Linked DNA regions of Homo sapiens: regions 1 and 3 are each linked to region 2. The links are chromatin contacts, found by Hi-C or POLR2A ChIA-PET in ENCODE. All regions are on one chromosome and are shown on one strand. The core of a region is the stretch at or near the end of the contact, and the rest is flanking DNA. Distances in the headings are between cores, read along the strand shown. Region 1 overlaps MAML2 (mastermind like transcriptional coactivator 2). Region 2 overlaps MTMR2 (myotubularin related protein 2). Region 3 overlaps MAML2 (mastermind like transcriptional coactivator 2).

Region 1 (2,786 bases), core at 110-2,609, 370 kb before region 2:
CCCATGTAAAACTTCCAAAATGTCTACATGTAAAGCTACAAATTTAATGGTACCAACAATAAAAATTGGTGCAATCAAGAGAAGTGAAGTAAAATTCTCTGGGAAGAATTGAGGAAAGCCTTATGAGAAAGGTGAAATTTGAGGTGGGACTTAAGAGAGGCATTAAAATGGAAGAAAGCAGTGGCTTCCTCTTCCTGGGAGTTCATCAGGGCCATAGACTTTAGGGCAGAAAAGTCAAACTACAGACTGAAAAGAAAAGGCCAAGTATGAATGGAGGGTTTAGGTTGAGGAGTAGGCTAAGATCTTCCTGGTTCTTCCCTCTGTGCAACACTGAGAATCTTTTTCCTGTGTCCAATTTTACATCTTCTTCTTCTGGTTTAAGCATGCCTAAAAGAGATTACCAACTACCAACTTCTGAAGACACAGTTTGTGTAGTTCCTGTGGACTGGGACATGTGACTCTGCAAATATGATACTAAATACTCTATTTTTTTTTTAAGCAAATTGAGTATGTAACTCTGTCTCAAAATATGCAGTACATGTCTCAGCCTTAAACTTGTTCCCCTGTGCTTTTAGATAATAATTTTTTGAAATGTGTTTGGAAGTCTTTGGGGGCCTAAGTTTAGAAAGCTAGAAAGACATTCTCATTGCCTTTGTTGTTCCAATCTGTTGTTCTGTAATTTCTGGACTTGGATCTATCATTTGACTGAAAAGGATAAAAGGTCCAAGAGTGAAAAGAAATGGGTTAAAGAGAGGGAACAACCAGCCAAAGCAGTGGCAGCCAGCACCCGAGGGGGGTGGCTGCAGCTGGGCTCTGCCCAGCTGCAGGTGTGGAGGAGGAAGTGCAGGAACGAGCCCAGGACCCATTTCCAGGTGGCAGCAGGGTTCAGTGGGCTTAATTAACCGGTGAACTGCTCATGAGGTCGGTCTGTCTCTACCTTTCTACACCACACTGAACAAGCCACTGACCATTTCCTGCCTCGGATTTCCTCAGCCCCAAAGAGGGGACAACAATGTGTATTCGTCAGAGAAATTACTGGCCACTGTCTCATTCAGAAGCTGCCCCTAGAAGTGTTAGTAAAGACTTTTAAAAACATGAAACAAAGCAGAGAATTAAAAATAACAGGAAGTGGAAGAGAGAGCACACTATGATCTGAAATCTTCTGTGTTATATGCTGGTGTTAAAGAGGTCGTGAGGCCTTGATGAAGATTTGTTACTTGGAAGGATGTCAGTGCTGGGGACCTGCTCTCTGTGAACCCAGCAACCTGCCCCAGCATTTCAAGGGGCATACAGTCCACTCAGATGATTTATTTCTGAGTTGGAATTACCCCATTCCCCAGCCCACCCTCTTTTCAACTTTGTACAAATGTAAGTGGCCAATTCACTTTACTACACAAATGACTCATGATTTCATGAGCTGCAAGCAGCAGTTTCTTAAGCAGCTTTCCCATATTCCTAGTGCAAGAAATGGACACACAGACATCTCTTATGGGCTAGATCTTTTTAATTTGTGAAGCAAAGAAAGTGAGGGAACCACTGGACCCAATCTCAAGTATCCAAGGTCAACTAGACGAGGCACATGGCCAATTTCCAAAGACACATGGTTCTTTCCTAATCCTCAGCCTCTACTTCCTCACTGGATCTGAGTTCAAATCTCAGAAAGGTCAGAGCATGTGCATTTTTGGCATTTTTAAACAAATGGATGCAATTAAGAACTTGAGGAAAGGGTGACTTTCTATAGTTTTCAGCATACATCAGCTACTTGACAACTTCTACTAAAATAGAGCTGCTTTCAGAGGGTAATGTGAGTAGCCAATCACTGCCACTCAGGACAAAAATGTTGGCCAATGACCTAGAAGTAAGTGTGTGGTGTATTTCGCATGACTATAAGTGCTTCTCATTAGGAAAATAATGGCATCAGTTCCTGGAGTTTTCTTGGTTATTTAAACCTCCTGCTTTGGAGTTGAGTTCATGGTTTACCAACATCAGCAAGTGTTTCCTATTTTGTTGTACATGATCACCAAAGGAATAGGAGGCAATAAAGGAAATGAGAACTAAAGGTTCTAGAGAGATTACATTCTTTATCACATTTAATCTTTATAAGAACCCCCAAAAGTTGGTGTTCTTTCCTCCATCTTACAGATGTTTTGAAAACTGAAGCTCTGAAAAGTTACGTAACTTGGATCTACAGAGCTCTAAGAGGACGTGCTAAGATTTGAATCCAGAATTTCGTGACTCAAAAACGTTTTCTCCACAATATCAGTTTACCAGAATAACCTAGGCATGGCCTCAAAAGACCTATATTAGAAATTAGCTATATCCTAGTTCTAAGGAAGTATTCATTTTTTATTATTCAACTGTTAAAACTGCACATATATTATATTCCATAGAAATTCTGAGCATCAATAATAGGAGATACTTTCACTATTTGTATATATGTATATGTATATTTGTGTATATATACATACAAAATATATTTTACAATTGTCTCTTTGTTCCAAGAGTGGGAAGGAAAATAATTAGAATTTGTAGTTGGGCATTTGTGTCCACTTTAACCTGATCCATTCTGTCTAACTTTTCTTTGCAAGCTCTCAAATTCATTGTTAGCCTATCTGATCCTGTCGTCTGGAGACTGCCAAGTATTTCACATCTTACCCAGGGAACCGACCACTTTTAAGGGAGGGAGGGCACTCTTTACTGACTTTTCCTAATTTAAATTCATTGAAAATTGTTAATTTTAAGGGCAAAGACAAGGCAATGCATCTGTAAAGAGCTCTGTCACTTTT
Region 2 (2,700 bases), core at 87-2,586:
CAAGTGCTTTTTTACTCAACATAATGCTGAGATTAATGAGTAGGAGAATGGATTCAGGATATAAATAGCTACAGCAGCAGGTCTTTCATGGGGATATTGGAGATTGATTTATTTAGTAAAGTTAAAACTGGAAGAAAGACTTAAAGAGGCTTCCAGAGAGTGTGATATGGGTATTAGATAACTGCACAGAATTGCATGATTCTTCACTGAAAAAGTTTGCTGTGTGTATTAGTCACTATTTATTTATCTTATTGTATATTCTTTAGTCATGATGATAAATGTTCTTTTTTTTTTTTAAGTCCTAGAAAGAACACCTTACAGATTTATAACTGGATCTTAGAAAGATGAGCTTAAATAATTTTAGGTACAAAATTCATAGATTCTAAAGGCTTTTAGAACTGAGCAGTTTTACTAATATATTAAGTGGGGTTTACTTAGCCCTGTTTCACAGTATTTTTTTCAGGAGATAACATTTCCCAATAATCAAATACTTTCCTAAATCAGTATCTGACTAAAGAATTAGACCAAGTTTTCCACATCCCAGAATTGGCTTGAAGGAAAGGTGATGATTTTTCTTAGCAGCCTCAGATGTCCTTTCATGGCCAGGCTTTGGATCCAATTAGAAAGCAGAGCTTTACTGAGTACTGTTTTTGAGAATTATAAACAGAGAAGTATGTAAAAGGTGTGTTACCATTTTTTCCTCATTAAGGTTTTATCATGGATTCATCCTGAAAGTCAAGCCACAATCACTCGGTGTAGCCAGCCCATGGTTGGAGTGAGTGGAAAGCGAAGCAAAGAAGATGAAAAATACCTTCAAGCTATCATGGATTCCAATGCCCAGTCTCACAAAATCTTTATATTTGATGCCCGGCCAAGTGTTAATGCTGTTGCCAACAAGGTCAGATGGTCTCTTAGTAATTATAATTATGGTTTCATGAATCAGCTGAGTTTGGCAGGGCCACAGTGTAGTAAAAAGAGCTCAGGCTCTACAGTGGTAAACATATAGGTTCTTGTCTTGGCTCTTCAACTTGATGGTGTGATTTTGAGTTAGTTATTTAACCTCTTTAGACCTCAATTTGTTTATTGGTAAAAATGAGAATAATAATAGTTAACAGTGTTGTTTTGGGAGCAAAAATCATTTAATAAAAAATAATGCATAAACTTTTGCTTACTTACATAATAACTAGGTGTTCAGTTATTCTTAGCTTCCCACTTCTCCAAAGTTGACAACTAACTGAGCTTATGACTCACTGAAGTCCCTGTATAGTACTGCTCTAGGAATAGCGAACTAGTGTTCTCGGTGACTAGTGGTGCCCTCTTCTGACCGTCCTCCACCTGAACAAGTTATTCAGACTGAAGAATTGGCAGTTAGCTGTAGCTGATTGTTCCAGCAGAATAAATATTAGCATTGTGGAAATTGAAATTTTGGTTCAGTTGACCAAATCTATAGGAGGAGGGAAGGAGAGAGAAGACATAACTACAGCAGCAGGTACCATTACTGAAAAGCGCTCATCTTTTCAAGTGTACATTTCAGTGCTTTTAGTATATTCACAAAGTTGTACAACCATGCCACTACCTGAATCCAGGGCATTTTTATTCTATGTGTTTCGGTGACAGGTTCTGTATAGTTGTTACCACTGCTGTCTTTCTAGAATGTTGCAACAAATTTGAATTGAAAGTTCCTGTCTTATTCCCACTCTTCAGAAGTAATCTTTAACAGGTATCCCTTGAAATACTGTAAATTCTATAATTGTGCCAAACGATTTCCCAGACTCTCAGTGTCAGAAAGGAAGCTGAACTTCTGTTCTTTCAGTAGTTTGTTGCTGGTTATGAGTTGGTGGTTTTGTTGTTTCAAAGGTGTGGGTCATATAATCACTTAATTTTGTATAATTTACTGCTCCAGTATTTTCCTAATTTGTTTCTATTAGGGCTCTAAGAAGTATAATTTTACACGAGTTAGGTAGGAGATAGAATATTTTATTCATGAAATATAAAAAGATTAAGTCCAGAAAAATAAGGTTCTTCTTTCTAGCCATAGCTTATTTTGAACACCAAATATTTTCTCATTCTATTTTGTAGATGTAGATTTAAGTCTTTGAGAACATTGATGATGATAGCATTCTGTGCTTTTATCCTTGTTCTGTCTTTTTATTTAAAGAGAATTATGTGGTTAAAAAAGAAGCAGGTCATTTTGATTGCAAAGAGTTTATTTCTCAGATATGAAGATTAAAATGAGGTGAAGAGGCAGGGAGGTGAAGAAGCATAGGTGAACCAGACATGTGGTCTCAGCACATGAAACTTACAGTCTGGTAATTTCAGTATATATGAAAGGAAGTCATCTGTAAGAACTTATGTTTGGGTAGGACTTGGCGTATGGGCTGGGAAAATTTAGTGCTTTACAGTGTTTAAATACCTTCCTATGTGTTTCATATTTAATTTTAATAATGGCCATATGGGCAAGTCAGACTACGTATATATTCATTTTGTAAAGAAGAACACAAGAAAGCGAGTGGTTGTGCTAAATAAGTTGTCCTGAGCCATCCACATTTTCCTGTGGAGTTTTCCTTGTCTCCAGTAATATGTATCATCTTTTATGCTATTGGATATTTTATGTCACTTGTTTACAGATGTGCATTCATTTATGATTTTCCATGATGTGTGCTTTTTTCCAGGCAAAGGGTGGAGGTTATGAAAGTGAAG
Region 3 (2,752 bases), core at 23-2,522, 420 kb before region 2:
TGGATTATGATGCCAACATTATATTGTTTCATAACTTTCTGAGTATGTTTCTCAGTTTTAGAGATTTATTCTAATCCAAATATGCATTTATTCGAGCAATTTAGTGTTTGCTTGATGTATATACTGTATTAATCTCTTCTCTTGCTGCCAATAAAGACATACTTAAGACTGGGTAATTTATAAAGGAAAGAGTTTTAATTGACTCACAGTTCTGCATAGTGAGGGAGGCCTTACAGTTATGGCAGAAGGCAAATGAGGAGCAAAGTCACATCTTACATGGCGGCAGACAACAGATCGTGTGCAGGGGAACTCCCCTTTATAAAACCATCAGATCTCGTGAGACTTATTAACTATCACGAGAACAGCATGGGAAAGACTCACCCCTATGATTCAATTACCTCCCACTGGGTCCCTCCCATGACAGATAGGAATTAGGGGAACTACAATTCAAGATGCAATTTGGGTGGGGACACAGCCAAACCATATCATATACCAATTTTCCTTGTAAGTAGGGTTTTTGATTTTTCAAATGTTTGTTCCTTGGAAGCCACATAGGTAGGAAAAATATTTACTTACTTTTTTGCTTTGAGACAGGGTCTCCCTCTCTCACCAGGCTGGAGTGGTGTGATCATAACTCACTGTAACCTCAAACTCCTGGGCTCAAGCCATCCTCTCACTTCAGCCTCTGGAGTAGCTAGGACTACAGGAGTACACCACCATACCTGGCTAATTTTGAAATTTTTATTTTATTTTTTGTCAAGACCAGGGTCTTGCTATGTTGCCCAGGCTGCTCTCGAACTCCTGGACTCAAGTGACTCTCCCTCCTCAGCCTTCCAAAGTGCTGGGATTACAGGTATGAGTCAGTGCACCCAGCCTACTTTTTAAGATGTATGCTTAAAGATGCTATGGTAGAAAGGGAAATACAAAGTTAAATAAAGATATCCAAATACCATTATAGCATCAAACTTCATAATAAAATGAAATCATAGAGAGCAGAGATGGCATCCTTCTGGTTCTGAATGTATGTACCTGTCAACAAAAGAAAGCCATCTCCATGTTTCCAGAGTCATGATGAAATCACATTTCAAATTGTTTCAACAGGTGCCTTATGTCAAATGCCTCTTCCTATAAAAGAAACTGCTGAGTTGTTCTAAACAGTGCATGAAAATAGCAAGTGGGCTGAGTGAGCAATCACAGTGAGGTCCTGAGAGGTGTAAAAAACCCCAGATTCAGATTCAGCTTCCTCCAGAGAGTGGGGTTACCTCCCACCATGCTTGAGGGACAGCCCTCCCATAATTAGACTCTACTCACAGTCTCAGCCTGAAGTGTGACTAGCTGAAACTAGTGACTGGAGGAATTGAGCCCCTGTAGGGAGGTCAGAACAGGTAGCACTTTCCTTCTCTTGCTCCCTGCCAATGGTTACCCCTACATAGAATTTTTATTCCTACCTCTGGGCAGCACCAGCCCGTTAATAATGAACCTAGAATGTGAAGTGAAAATCAGCACCATGTGCGGTAAGCATTAGGTAATTACATTTCACTTGTTTAATTAAGTTTCACTTTCTGGTTGCCTTGAGGGAACTGTAGGAAAGGATTTTGATTTTGTTTTTGTTTTTGTTTTTCCTGATGCTTTTTTTCTTTTTTCCCCTAGCTAGAAGCTGAATAATTCCACACAGTGTTGAAATGGATATGCTGTGTTTGTGTTGGCCGAATTAAGCATCTATAATCATGTATTTCCTCTCTTTTGTCTATTTGTGTCACAGTCTTAATATGTGGGATAGAAATTTTGTTTAGTGGAGACATAATTTTTTGATTGTCTTAGGGCTTATTTAAACCAGCTCATCTCCATTATAATGTGTTTCTGTACTTTACTCATCAGCTTGGCACTGACTCCACTATTGTTTTCTTCAAATACTGTGTATTTTCCCTGAAAGTCCAAGTAGCTGACAATTTTGCTACCTCTGCAAGGAAATCTGCTTTATTTTCTCCTAGGTTTTACACATATATAAAACTATACATTAGGGACATACTGTTCCTCAGCAGGCTACATGGCCTTTCATTCACTCTCTTAAAAATATCTGTGGACCTATTATGTGAAATAATGTATGATTTGCTCAATGGGAGATTTACTTCTCAATAACGTTATGTTTTATTAAGCCTCACGTATTTCTAAATTTATATACCTTGAATAATAATTCCATCACAGAAGGGGCTCATTATTAACCACATTTCCATGTGTGATATTCACCGAGGCATGTCCCTGGAAACATACCTAACCACATAAGAGTAAAAGCCTGTCATAGCACAGGAAGCCTAGAATAAGTACATCCTACCATTTAAGCACCTAGGTCTTAATATGTCAGTTCATAATTAGATTCTACCTTTGTGGTCAGTATTTGAAATTGAGATATAGTTAATCAGTTAGAGAGGTAGTCAATTTCACTTTGTCAGTGAAGCTCAGAATCGCACCAATATGTTGTTTTTCTTTTTTTTTTTTTGAGACGGAGTCTCACTCTGTTGCCCAGGGTGGAGTGCAGTGGTGCCATCTCGGCTCACTGCAAGCTCCGCCTCCTGGGTTCATGTCATTCTCCTGCCTCAGCCTCCCGAGTAGCTGGGACTACAGGTGCCCACCACCACGCCCAGCTAATTTTTTTGTATTTTTAGTAGAGATGGGGTTTTACCGTGTTAGCCAGGATGGTCTCAATCTCCTGACCTCGTGATCTGTCCACCTCGACCTCCCGAAGTGCTGGGAT

Evidence for each region. A loop is a pair of places that touch in the nucleus more often than their neighbours do. ChIA-PET counts read pairs that join two places held with the same protein, here RNA polymerase II (POLR2A). Pooled maps may share reads with other maps.
Region 1: a pooled map shows a loop between it and region 2 (1.8-fold over the local background). The contact joins two enhancer-like sites. A Hi-C loop is called at or near these places in 3 of 168 maps with a recorded cell type or tissue (Caco-2, PC-3 and PC-9) and 3 of 50 pooled maps. POLR2A ChIA-PET finds 5 or more read pairs at or near these places in 2 of 52 experiments (PC-9 and activated T-cell).
Region 3: a pooled map shows a loop between it and region 2 (2.9-fold over the local background). The contact joins two enhancer-like sites. A Hi-C loop is called at or near these places in 1 of 37 single-sample maps with no recorded cell type and 3 of 50 pooled maps. POLR2A ChIA-PET finds 5 or more read pairs at or near these places in 3 of 52 experiments (AG04450, OCI-LY7 and activated T-cell).

The regions. Positions count from the first base shown.
Region 1 is chr11:96,213,749-96,216,534 of GRCh38, reverse strand. The region is part of intron 1 of MAML2 (mastermind like transcriptional coactivator 2); the gene reads left to right. Among named protein-coding and RNA genes, the nearest start is that of MIR1260B, 130 kb to the left of the region's middle. RefSeq lists an enhancer at 1,056-1,125. Within about 2 kb of position 1,359, at least 19 of the 41 ENCODE cell types and tissues checked have a DNase peak (open chromatin) inside an H3K27ac peak, as active enhancers do.
Region 2 is chr11:95,847,872-95,850,571 of GRCh38, reverse strand. MTMR2 (myotubularin related protein 2) reads left to right here. Exons shown (of 15, transcript NM_016156.6): 9 at 710-898; 10 at 2,673-2,700. Among named protein-coding and RNA genes, the nearest start is that of CEP57, 59 kb to the right of the region's middle. Within about 2 kb of position 1,336, at least 3 of the 41 ENCODE cell types and tissues checked have a DNase peak (open chromatin) inside an H3K27ac peak, as active enhancers do.
Region 3 is chr11:96,266,316-96,269,067 of GRCh38, reverse strand. All of the region lies in intron 1 of MAML2 (mastermind like transcriptional coactivator 2), which reads left to right. Among named protein-coding and RNA genes, the nearest start is that of MIR1260B, 74 kb to the left of the region's middle. Within about 2 kb of position 1,272, at least 7 of the 41 ENCODE cell types and tissues checked have a DNase peak (open chromatin) inside an H3K27ac peak, as active enhancers do.